Linked DNA regions of Homo sapiens: region 2 is linked to region 1. Evidence: chromatin loops called from intact Hi-C (ENCODE). Cell type or tissue: endothelial cell of umbilical vein. All regions are shown on one strand. Links, peaks and the distances in the headings refer to the core of each region. The heading gives the core; the rest is flanking DNA.

Region 1 (6,391 bases), core at 540-5,539:
GTGGCATGTCTTGTCTACATGTCAGGTTGCAGACCTTTCAAATTCTGACACCAGGAGACAAATCCATCTGCACTCTGGTCCATCTAATGCCTGGTGAGGAGTCTGCTCCAAGCCAGAGGTTTCTGGGTGATAAAACAGTATTCCTGGCCTCCCAGAGCTCCTCACACTCCCATGGTCAGAGCTCAATGCCCCAACATTGTCCTAGTTCCCCACATCACGCCCTGGTCATCACCCAGGGCGGGGATCTCAACCCTCCTGCACGTTCAACTCTCCAGGGAGCTTTCAAGAGAAACTCCCAGTACCTGGGCCCAACCACACCTCCGGGGACTGGGCTTCCTGGGCAATTCTGATGCATGTCGAGGGCTGAGATCCACTGTCCCGGAGAATCTCGGGCTCCAGCCCCCTTCTCCCTCTCAGATAGAGCCCATCTGCCAGGTCCCCCGTGGCCTGCTGCCCACTTACCCACGAATCAGTCTACACTAGGCTCTGGCACAGGCTCTAGGGTGATGGCTCCTCCCAGGGAACCCTTGTTCTTTAACAGGGGCCTCCTCTAGAAAATGGATGAGCAGCCAAAAAGTGACACCTTGAGCCTCTCTCCTCCCACCTCAGGCTAACAGCAGGTGGTGGCTCAGATAGTGGGTGAAAATGCTTAACTACAACGTTCAATTAAATGGTCATTATTATACTTTATATCATCAAAACCAAGTTGCACACATTCTTTGTCTGTCTTCGGAGACATCTGGGAGAACAGGATTCCTGAGGTCACAGGGTGGGGAGCTAAGCTCTGGCTGCCGGGCTGTAAAGCTGATGTTCAAGGGGAGAGGTCCCAGGCTCCTCTGGTGGCTGGGGGATGGGGCTATAAGATGGTGAGCTCGAAGCTCCAGGGAGGAGTGGGCTGGGGCATGTTGCTCTCAGGGACTTTGTGATGCAGTGCTGCCTGGTGGCCTTCGAGGAGGGTGAGACACCAGGAGAGGCCCCTAGGAAACCGGGTCAGGACTCAAGAGCCAGGTGTGCCAGGGAGGCCATCAGAGTGCAGGGGGTGACCTCAGCTACACGAGGGACAGCCGCTGTGCCCCCACAGGCCTGTGGGGACCAAAGGGGCTGGGTGTCCAGAAAGCTCTCTGGCAAAAATACAGAGGGATGTGCAACTGCAATGTAGAGCCTTTATCATCATCTGTTTCTTAACTCCTCGGGATTAAGAGGCCAGCTACTAAAACATTTCCAGTGCAGAAACTGCGAAGTGGAGGAGCAGAACTGGACGGGAGCTCTGAGACCATTTCACTAAGTCCCCTTTATTTTACGGAGGAGAACTTGAGGTTCTGCAGCCAGGTGCCCCACCTCTCAGACTAGGCTTCCTAAGAGGTTCTAACATGCTTAGGAGCTCAACCATCCCTGAAATGGCTACAAAATCCCACTCTCCTGGGACTGACTTTATGGAAATATTCTGAAGTTAGAAACAAGATGGTAACTCTCCCCACAGTCACAGCCCCGGAAGGCGGGCAGCTGAGACCTGGCTGGGGGCCAGGAAGGGGTGGTTCCAGCTTCAGTCATTCATGCTGACCCAGCTGCCCCCGATCCCCCACCCTCCCCCTGCACCAGCCTCCCAGATTAGCACAGGGCTAAGAGGGCTGCTTTCTCTCCCGGCCAGGATTCTCTGTCCCTGCCATCTGATTCTCTGTTGTTAAACCATAGCTCCAGGCTGCTTCCAGGAAACACTCCCTAAGTATCCATGTGGACATATCAGTCTAACTCATATGCCCCATGTACTGGTTGAAACTTGTAATATATTGTAGTCATGTACTAAAATAAGTCTGCCTTTTAAAAAAATTAAGTTGTTTAGAGACACTTTGCTCTTGAGAGCCTGTTAACTGAAATCAGCTGGGTGTTGAGTGTGAACTCACCCAAAGTGAAAAGTGTGGTTAGTTAGATCCAGAAAACGAAGACTGGCTGCCCTGAAACCCCCAGAAAAAAAAGGATGTAGGACATTCAAAACCTGGTGCCTCCTAACAAGCAGCAAGTAGAAAAAACAGACTCTGATGTAAGTCACCATCAAAAGGACTTCGTTTAAAAAGAAAAAAAAGTTCCACCTAGGCTGTGAAAGAGACAGAGGGTCAGTGTGGCCCAGAGACAAATAAGAAGGAATAGTGGGCTGGGTGTAATGGCTCACACCTGTAATCCCAACACTTTGGGAGGCTGAGGTGGGAGAATTGCTTGAGTTCAGACGTTTGAGACCAGCCTGGTCAACATAGCAAGACCCTGTCTCTACAAAAAAATAAAAATTAGCCAGGTGTGGTGGTACAAGCCAATAGTCCTAGCTACCTGGGAGGCTGAGGCAGGAGGATCACTTGAGCCCAGGAGTTCAAGGCTGCAGTGAGCTGTGATGGTGCCATTGCACTCCAGCCTGGGTGGCGGGAGTGAGACCCTGTCTCAAAAAAAAAAAAAAAAAAAGGAATCGTGATATTCCCTTGTGGCATCTCTTTGCTCTCCTTGCTCCCTTCATATTGTGTAATGAATAATAAATTATTAAGTCTATGTCTTCTAAGAAATAAATGCTTTAAACATTTAAAGCTAGAGCTGTTTTCCCCTGGGCCTTTGACTTAAAGCCAATCCTCCATTGCCTGCTGCTCCATAGGAAGGCAAGACTCATTTGATGAGCTCCATGTGTATTGTCCTAGCTTGACCCCAACTCCCCATTTACCTAGTGTGCCCCAAGGACTAGAAGCATAGGCTCAAAAAGGTTCTGCTGCTGGGAGCTGGAGGTTGGGGGCACCTCCCTCGGATACAAAACGTGGATAATGGCTGACTCTGTGCTGGGATGGCCACAGCTATCTGGGCTCCAGATCCAGGATCCTAACCTTCCCCGGGCTGTTTCTACTTGGATCTGTTTTTTCTCTGCTCTTAGCAGGTCTAAAGTGAATCTGTTTTTCTTCTTCCTTACTCTCCCCCATCTCCTCCAATTAAACACATTAAAACCCAGCCCTGTCTATCTTGTCTCTCCATCTGCAGCCAGCTTTCAATTACCCACGCCTGGGTTATTTATGGCAAATGTCCAACCAGGGGTTCTGCCACCCAGAACGTTTCCGAGCACAGACTGACCAGCAGCCGCTGCAGGCGCAGGGAGCATGAACTCATTTCATTATCAGCCCGAGCCAGACATTTGGAAGGGAAATCTGCCAAGAGAAAATCACAGATGCGTTCCTCAGCCAAAGAGAAGCGACGTTTGTATTATGATTTGTTTCTGATCCTCTGTGTCCCTTCCTCCTTAGCATGGGTAATGATGACACAGCTGTTTCTCCAGCAAACTCCAAGAGCAAATGTCACTCCTGCTTTCCAGGGGCATCATTCTGTAATTCCCTCTCATTTGCACTCTGGTGGAGCATGCGGGGCTGAGCAGGAGGAGGTCAGCACGGCTATGGGAGGCCATGGCCGAGTCAGCGAAGGCTGGGGCCCAGGTCTAGACAATCTCTGCATTCAGCAGCAGCACAGAGCCCGTGTTCTATTATCTGTATAAATGGAGCAGAAAATTCAAAAGCCATTTGCAGTGGTTTCTGGCATGCCTTATCTAGGTCGGGTGCCTTTCTCTCCAATTTACTTTTTTTTTTTTTTTTTTTTGAGACGGAGTCTCACTTTGTTGCCCAGGCTGGGGTGCAGTGGTGCGATCTTGCAATCTCCGCCTCCCAGGTTCAAGCCATTCTCCTGCCTCAGCCTCCGGAGCAGCTGAGATTACAGGCACGTGCCACCACACCCCGCTAATTTTTGTATTTTTAGTAGAGACGGGTGTTTCACCATGTTGGCCAGGCTGGTCTCAAACTCCTGACCTCAAGTGATCCACCCGTCTTGGCCTCCCAAAGAGCTGGGATTACAGGTGTGAGCCACCATGCCCGGCCTCTTTCCAATTTACCTTCTGATGATGTTTGTCAGCATTTCCCATAAGGGTTCTGTGAAACACTGTTTGGGAGATATCAGTGTGGGGGATTTAATTCATTTGAAAAAAGATGCACACTGTATTCTCCTGTGAAAGCACACAATAGTACACTCAAGGCTCTGAGAAGGTGCTATTTTTGGTACCAACACCAATTTAATTTCATTTAACTCTGTGATTTCGTGATTTCTAAACGTGTTTAGGAACAGAGTAGCAGTTTTGTATTTCTTGTTCTGTTTTTGTTTTCTTACAAAACCCTTATGGAACCAGCATTTGAAAGCCACAGTTTCAGTTACGGTTGGTAAGAATGCGGCTCCCCAGCGAGGCTTGCTGGGTGGGAGATGCAGGAGGTGAGGAGTGGAGGCTAGCCGGCCCTGAGGGCTGCCTGGCTGGACCACAGGCCTGGCCTGGGTGAGAAGTAAGGTGGGGCTGTCAGTGGAACCAGTACCTCTTGGTGCTGCATGCATCCGGGCAGGTGGGGCACTTCTCACACATCTCCCCAAAGGCCCCCGGCTCCGTGCATTGGCACTGCCCACAGAGACAGTGCCCACGCTCGCTGCAGATCTGGCCATCTCTGCCCCGGCATGTGCTGATGTCTGTCGAGCAGTTACAGTTGTCCCCGATGTAACCTGCATGGCACTTGCATTCCCCGCAGTGACACTCGCCATGGCCTAAAAGGATACATGTGGCACATCAGCACCTGCTCACCTTTACACATGAGCACATAACCATCTGGTGCCCCACATGCCAGGACTGGGATTCAGCAGAGAATGGAACACCAACTCTGCCCTCAGAGCCTGTTTGGGGAGATAGACAGAGGGCCTAGAGCCAGCATGAAGGGACAGCAGGGGACCCTGGCAGCGGGTGTGGCTGGGTTGGGTCTAGACTGGTGCTCCAAGTTGGTCCAGAACTTGGCCAAGTTGGGCCACAGGGCCAGGACCCAGGGAAGCTTCCTCCTGCTTCAGTTGTGTGAATAATGGCCCCCAAATATGTTCCCACTCCAATCCCCAGAGTATCACTGTTACTTTCTACAGCAAAAGAGCTTTCACAGATGAGATTAAGTTAAGGATTTTGAGATGAGGGATTCTCCTGGATTGTCTCTGTGGGCCCTAAATGTAATCACCAAGGTTCTTCTGAGAGGGAGCAAGGGAGACTGGACTACAGAGGAAGGTGGCAGTGGGACAACAGAAGCCAGGATGCTGGCTGCTGCTCTGAAGATGGGGAGGATGCCAAGAGCCAAGGAATGCGAGGAATGCAGCTCTGGAGGCTGGAAAGGCCAGGAAGCCGATGCTCCCTGGGAGCCTCAGAGGGAATGCAGCCCTGCCGACACCTCCATGTTAGCCCAGTGAAAATGATTTCAGGCTTCTGACCTCCAGAGCTGTAAGAAAATAAATCCGTGTTGCTTTATGTCACTAAATCTGCGGTCATCTGTTACAGCCATAGCAGAAAACACGGTTGTTCTCCCTGAGTCCTAGTTAGAAGCTGAATTCCTGCCCAGGGACCCGAAACCCAGAAATGGATGATTTAGGAGCAGATGCTGAGAACAGCAGCAGCAGCAGCAGCAGCTAACACTCACCAGTGCTTCCTATATGAGCACCTTACACGTAGAAATGGGATGAATCCGCACAGTGACTTATGGGGCAGGCATTATTGTCCTTGTTATATAAGGGGTGAAACCAAGACCCAGAAAGGTGAAGCAATGGTTGATGGTCACACAGCTAGTGGCAGCAGAGCCAGGACTCAAACCCAGAGAGTCTGGCTCCAGAGTCCATGATCTCAGTGCCAAAGTCTACTGCCTCCTATGAGCACAGGCAGCCAGGACTAGAACCTGCAGGGGGATGCCCTGGCCCTTCCTTGCAGGGGGTCCTCTCCATCGCCTGCAAGGGTGGAGAGGCGGGGGCTGCCCCCACTCAGCAGGTGTGAGGGGCAGGAATATCACTCGGCTCAGAGGAATGTGTGTGCTTGTGAGAAAGCGAGTGTGAGTGTGTATGAGTGTGTGAGTGCAAGTGTGTGTGAGGAAGTATTTAAGTGTATGTTTGTGAGTGGGTGCAAGTGTGCATGAGTGTGTACAAGTGTGAGTGTATGTGTGTTGGAGTGCAAGTGTGAGGGAGGATGTGTGTGAGTGCGAGCATCTGTGTGTGTTGGAGTGTGTGTGTGAGGGTGTGTTGGAGTGTGAGTGTTTGTTCTGGAGTGTGAGCGTGCTGGACTGTGAAAAGACTAGATAGCACCGTCTTCCAAGGGGACCAAGGGCCTGACAGTGGAGTCTCCATTTTCTACACAATCAGAGGCAGAACGCAGTGCTACAATTGGTATTTTTTAAAAAATCAACTTTGTATTATTTTTTTCCCTAATGCCATTATGTGAAGGCTGATATTAATACAACCAAGAGTTTCATTTGCTGAGCACCACTCATCAACTAGTGGGTGACTGGAGAGGCAGGGTGGGGAGACCTTTCATTTTACTTCCACA
Region 2 (6,391 bases), core at 820-5,819, 62 kb after region 1:
CAGATTCAAGGACGCCCCGTGGGAAGGTGCAGGGGAAGGCCCAGACCACCAATTCTTGGGAATCTGAGGAAAGCCAACGTCCCACTCAGCTGTCGGAAAACACAAGTGGGGCCTGCCTGAACATGGGCTGGCTCACTGAGCTTGGCTTGCTAGTTCAAACACAAGGGAGTTCTGGAATAAAGATGCCATCCCAGAGACTGTAGCTTTAAATTTCTAGGTTCTCTGATCCCGAGGTCAATCTGCCTAATTAAAATTAACAATTGTCCAAATGAAGAGGCCCTCAAGACTGTTATCAACGCAGCCCAGGGGCCCCAGTTATCACAGAAGAGTCACCAGGCACATGTACTCTCTCTGCTGGAAAAGATCCACCACGTGAAAAGCAGCATTGTGCCTCAGTGCTATCTGAGCAAGCCCAAGGGAGAAGAGCCGATGGGTCTGAGACACCCTCCAAATTAGGAATGAGAAGGCAGATATCAGAGTTTCCATTTTACAGACAGGGAAGCCAGAGGCAAAGATAAGCATTTCACATATCCATCAGCATGCTAACCTTGGGACAGTACCAGTGGCCTCCCTGGAAAATCCTGAGGGCTGATAGAGTCACATGATAACTGTTTCTGATAGAGAGGAAACTCTTAGCTCCAGAAAAGAGTGGCACATGCAACTTTCTTCCCCTGGGACTGTTTCAGTACCATTCTACAGTTGGCAAACTGGGTCATGTGGGTAATTGTGATGGTTCCATAGACTGGGACTGTGCTCTCTTTGGAAGCACACTCTTCCCACTTCTGTGTTCCTGTGTGACTTCAAAAGATGGCAGATACTCTAATGTCAAGGTTAAGCCATACCAGCAGGTAGATAAGGTTTCCAATTCTGGTGCTGCCTTTTGTGGCTGTAAAACTTTGGGGAAGTTACTTCACCTTTCTAGGCTTGTTTCCTCATCAAAGGAGATAGTAAAGCCACCTTCAAAGGAGTATGTGAAAGAAACCCTGTTAAATGCCTGGTACAGAGCCTGGCTCTCAAAAGCACTCAGCCAGTGGTGATCAACAGCATCATTAGCACCAGCACCTCACCAGGAAGCAAGAGACCAGGATGACCCCTTGAGAGAGAAGAATACTCTAACTGAACCACGGGTCTGAAGGAGCCAGTCCTTCCACAGAGTCTGTTCTCTGGCTGTGCCTTAGATCCTACACATACATCAGTCCTACAACTAGAGTGATGCTCATGGAGACAGGCATCACGGCTACTTCAACTCTGCATTCCCCACAGCACCTAACAGGACGTCTTGTACACAGTAAGTACTCAAGACGTTTTCAAATGTAATAACAAAACACTGTCCATTAACCTTTCAGGCAAGCACTGAGGAAGAGGGGACAGGTTTCAAGGCAGGAATGAGGAAGGAAAGGGGACTGACCTGGGCAGCCAGTGGGCAGCTCCCACAGTAGATCTGAGCTTGGGGACAGAGGAGTCTCCACAGCACATAAGGGAAAACAAGGTTAGAGGGTCTCTGTGATTGGTTTCCCGAATCATGTTGACATTCAGGCATATTTCCATCCCTTTAAAACAATATACACATTCTTTTTAGTTTGTTTTTCCTACTTCCATCCACTGTTTGCAATGAAATATCTTTTTTAAAAAAATCTGTTCTGTGGCTAAACTTAATGAGGCCAAAAGTGTAGCATTTCTTTCCTTGGGAAAAAGAAATCTTGGCCTATGACTCAGGATACAGACATTCCTCTTGAGCTCAAATCCCAGCAATGTGCAGGATGACATTTCTAATCTGTACTCTGTGACACAGTCCAATCTGAATTATAGAACATTTTGGAATGAAGAAGGTTGAACCATATGAATTTTCCATTTTTGCAGGAAAAACATCAATAGGCAAATAACAAATATCATCAATAAATATCAATAATTTTATATGGTTCAATCTAATGTTTCCAAACAGGTTGTTTTATTTCCCTTCTAATGGATCTGCAGGCTCAAATCAAATCCCAGAGGATAGAGACTTCTCATCTATCTTTAATTTTCTCCACCATACCTGCCACTGAGCATTTATTGGACAGCCAATAAATGCTTTCTGAATGGAAAAGTATTACCAAGTAATAGTACTTCTGGTTCTGCTTTAATGAATTTGCATGAAGCACTGTAAATTCCATGGAGGCAGCCTGGTGGATGGGAGGGTGGAAGTCCCATCCAGGATGGGACAAGCTTGGGGCCAGAAGAACCTGGTATTCCTGAACTTCAGAAGCATAAAGGCACCTGTGAGAATGAAGCCTTTGTTCCCAGATGTTTAACAAGCATCTGTTATGTGCCCAGCAGTGTCTGGTGCTGGGAATATAGTCATAAGAAAAAAGACATAGTCCCTGCCTTCAGGGAGTTTACTATCTCAAAGGGAGGCAGGCATTCCAGGAATGCTTCAAATAAATAAAAATAAGATGATAACTAGGACAGAAGTGATTAAGGGCTTGCCTGGAGCCAGGGCATCCTGACCTACTCAGGGAAGTCCACCAGGGAGGGCTTCTCTGACAAACAGACAGTGAAGCTGAAATCTGAAACACAAACAGGCACAGGTTAGACATTAAAAGGAAAACAGATTCCGGGGGAGGAAGCAGGAATGGACAAGTGGAGCACAGGGACTTCCGGGGCAGGGAAGCTACTCTGTGTGATATTTAATGGTGGCTACCTGTTGTCGTACATTTGTTAAAACCCACAGAACTGTACAAACCAAGAGTGAACCCTAATGTGAACTATGGACTCTGGTTGATAATGATGTGTCAACACTGACTGGGTCACTGATTGTAACAAATATACCACACTGATGTGGAATGCTGATGGTGGGGGAGGTTGTGTGCGCAGTGGTCAGAGGGAAGTTGTGGGAATTCTTTATTTTCTATTCATTTTTGCTATGAACCTAAAACTGCTATAAAAAATAAAATCTACTGAAAGAAAGAAAGAAAGAAGGAAACAAAGAAAGAAAGAAGGAAGGAAGGAAGGAAAGAGAGAGAGAAAGAAGGGAAGGATGGGAAGGGAGGGAGGGAGAGGAGGGAAGGAAGGAGGGAGGCGAGGAAGGGGAGGGAGGGGAGGGAGCGGGGGGAGGGAGGGAGGAAGGAAGGAAGGAAAGAAGGAAGGAAAGAGAGAGAGAGAAGGGAAGGATGGGGAGGGAGGGAGGGAGGGAAGGACGGACAGGAGGAAGGGGAGGGAGGGGAGGGAGGAAAGAAGGAAGGAAGGAAGCAAGCAAGCAAACCAGGAATACAGGGAAGTAGTATCAAAGAAAACCAGGAATACAGGAATGGAGTATCCAAACAGAGGAAACAACACATGCAAAGGCCTTGCCTGAGTCAGAGTAACGCACTCCAGGTCACTGTGGCTGGAATGCAGAGGCCACAGGTAGAGGCCACAGGCAGAGAGCCTTGCAACAGGAGCCCAAGAGCAAATTCCTGTCTCCTTTCATCTTTGCTCAGTGGACATTCCAAGCAAGAAGGAGCCTCTGACTTAAAATAAAAAATTGACATTCTCACCTGGTATGAAAACAGAGCCCCAGCCATCAAAGGGGCCTCCTACCCTTTCCCCAGGATGATTATTCCCTGCCTTGGTCAGTGAAGGGAGCCACCAGCACGTGTAGACACCTCCTAAGCACAGGTGCAAGGCAGGCACGTGACTTGTTTACACTAGAGGGCAAAAAGAAACGCAAACTCTCCCACGTGCCCTGTTCACGATACTGAGTTATGACTCAGCCAGTTCCCACCGCTCAACCCAGAACAGCAGCTGTCGGTGGGGCTGCGGAGCCCACAACACAGCTCACAGCAGAAGGCAGAGCCAGGAAACCACGGAGTCCTGCACTTGGGATGTCGCCTCAGAGACCAAAACAGTAGAAGGATTCAGAAGTGCACATGAAACCACTGCCGTCTGCCACATAGAAAGCCAAGGGGAAGCTGCGCCACACCTGTCTGACAACAACCCTACAGGGCAGAGGGTCTGCACACCTGCATGCGCAATGCCCAGAGAAATCCAATACTTTAATGGTGCTTCCCCAAAGACACGGCAGCACAGGAAGAGCAGGCAGCCTGGCGCTGGATCAAGCCCCGGAAACCTGTGGTGCGATCTGCTAGCAGAAGCAGCTCACACATGCTGAGACAGACAACGCAGACAGCTGGGAAGCAGAACATGTGGCGGGTCCCTCTCTTCAGGTGGTGCAGAGGTTTGAGGAGTGGGGGGATGCCTTCCTTGAGGAAAGAAAGGCAATTTCCTGTATTTCTCAACTCATGCTTGGAAAAGTGACACAAGTCTGAGGTCTAAAAGAAATCAGGCAATAAGTCAAAAGAAAGCGAGTCAATTCTGCAGGAACTGGGAGCTGGGAGGGAGCAAGAGGAAACCCTGACAAAGTTGTGCCTGACTCTGGGACTGGGGAATTTTCCACATTTTACAGGTGTCTGCAGCAGCCTCTACTGGGTCTGAGGCTTAAGCCTGAGCCAGAAGAGACAAAAAAGCAAAATCAAAGGCCTTGAGCAAAGGAGACAGGGCTGTGACCAAGTCCTCTGCGAGAAGTGGCACTGGCTGGCACAGATGGAAGGCAACCTGGAGCACCTCCCTCCAGTCCCATGCCTCCCTGCATCTCCCAGATGTGCTCTCTGAGGCCTGGAGAAGTCAACTGGCTTCCATGGAGGCAGCCGATAACAGAAGAGGCAGAGCTTGAGTAAGGAAAACATGACTCTAAATTCAGTGCCTTCCTAGGTTTGGAATGTATTATTAAAAAAAAAAAAATTCAACAGGCTGTGTGCAGTGGCTCACACCTATAATCCCAGCATTTTGGGAGGCTGAGGTGGGCAGATCACTTGAGCCCAGAAGTTCAAGACCAGCCTGGCCAACATGGACAAACCATGTCTTTACTAAAAATACAAAAAAATTAGCTGGGCAAGGTTGCAGTGAGCCATGATAACACCACAGCACTCCAGCCTGGGCGATAGAATGAGATCTCCTTTCAAAAAAAAAAGAAAAAGAAAAAAAAATTGTTTTAAATAAATAAATGCAGTGCCCCTTACTCAATAGTGCATTATTGTTACTTCCCAGAGCACACAGTCACTGAGTAATAAAAAGGGCACAGAATTTCAAATCAACAGAACTGGTTCACATTCTGGTTCTACTCCTTACTAAATGCAATTAGTCCCTGTGATACTCAGTTTCCACCCCTGTAAAATGGGAACAACCCTTATCAGAGTCCTACCAATATACTGTAGGATTCTGGTAAGGATCCTCCAACAAGAATCACGGCTCCTCTGAGGCTGTGGTCTTCATTTTAGATAAGATATTCTGGCCAGGGAAGAATAAAGGTCTCAATTCCTGCCAAAAAAATTTTATTCAATACATAAATTTACCTTGTTTGCTTTAAGACTTACTCATCCAACTATTTTTGAGAGGAAATAAATGCTTTAAAAATTGAACACAGGCAAAATTAAAAGAATCAGGATTAAAACAGAAACTCTGTCTAAAGAATACAAAGGATAAGTGCCAGGGCTCTAGCAGTGGAGACAAACAGGGAAACGCATTGGGTTGCACTGATTTATTTTCTGGCTGACGAAAAAAAGCAGCACATAGAATACTGTGCAGCCAGCATGTACCCAGCCAAGCTCAAATGTACAAGTAACTTCTTTAACCTGAGAGCCATGAAGAAGAGCAAAGTGATAACTGACAACTTGGGACCCAGAGCTTCCAGGCAACTGCTCACCCTCTGTCCTCCCTAGGCCAAGGGCGTGCCCTGTTTTGAGAGAAGAGGAAAGCAGCCATATTTCCAGTCTGAACCACACATCACACTTCCGCCTGCACAATTTCAGAACAAACAACTTAGAGTCAACTTCTAGAAGGTCCTGGCAGAGAAACCATTATTCTGACCATAAAAAAGTATAAACAGGTTCAATCATAGGCTCTGGGTAAAGATAAGAAATTACAGGCAGTGGCATTCTCCAACTCCAACCCAGCCAGGAACAGTGCATTAGAAAAAATGCCCGCCTTGACGACAGAAGCATCCCTTAGCTGTGGATGCTGTTAGATGGCCTCTCACAGCAATGTGACCTGCAGGGGATAAATAAAGCAACTCAAAACCTCCATTCATAGAAACAGGGTCCTTATCATAAATGGAATGAATCCTAAATAGAAACAGGTAGTTTCCTTCTTTTTGCAAAGAACATCTTTCAAGAGCAGGCCACAGAGGTGGATTTAAAGTCAGACATGTGAATATTCCATACCCCTAAATCCCACAAGTTGATAACTAACAGTCCATTCAGGGAAACAAGAATGAGAATAAAACCAGAGTGAGAATAAAACCAGGACAAAGAGCTCCCTGTGGCGCTGGGAGATAGGCCTGTTATCAGCTCCATCTCCAGGGCACAGGGTCAGGGGA

The links. A loop is a pair of places that touch in the nucleus more often than their neighbours do. Peaks named below come from ENCODE experiments on the same cell type or tissue, not always from the same donor. Only the 100,000 strongest peaks of a DNase experiment are listed, where the experiment ranks them.
Region 2: it touches region 1 in a loop (6-fold over the local background); 23 of 110 quality-filtered maps call a loop at or near these places.

Annotation. Positions count from the first base shown.
Region 1 is chr3:124,769,320-124,775,710 of GRCh38, forward strand. It overlaps ITGB5 (integrin subunit beta 5), which reads right to left. Exons shown (of 15, transcript NM_002213.5): 11 at 4,371-4,593. Among named protein-coding and RNA genes, the nearest start is that of MIR544B, 40 kb to the left of the region's middle. RefSeq lists enhancers at 1,758-1,837, 2,778-3,493, 3,494-4,208, 4,925-5,639, 5,640-6,355. In endothelial cell of umbilical vein, for the core only: no CTCF peak of the experiment used is centred there; DNase peaks (open chromatin) are centred at 3,162 and 5,192; H3K27ac peaks cover 3,078 bases.
Region 2 is chr3:124,831,469-124,837,859 of GRCh38, forward strand. The region is part of intron 5 of ITGB5 (integrin subunit beta 5); the gene reads right to left. Among named protein-coding and RNA genes, the nearest start is that of ITGB5, 53 kb to the right of the region's middle. RefSeq lists enhancers at 2,608-3,107, 3,472-3,561, 3,802-4,011 and a silencer at 3,974-4,268. In endothelial cell of umbilical vein, for the core only: no CTCF peak of the experiment used is centred there; DNase peaks (open chromatin) are centred at 1,523 and 3,733; H3K27ac peaks cover 2,417 bases.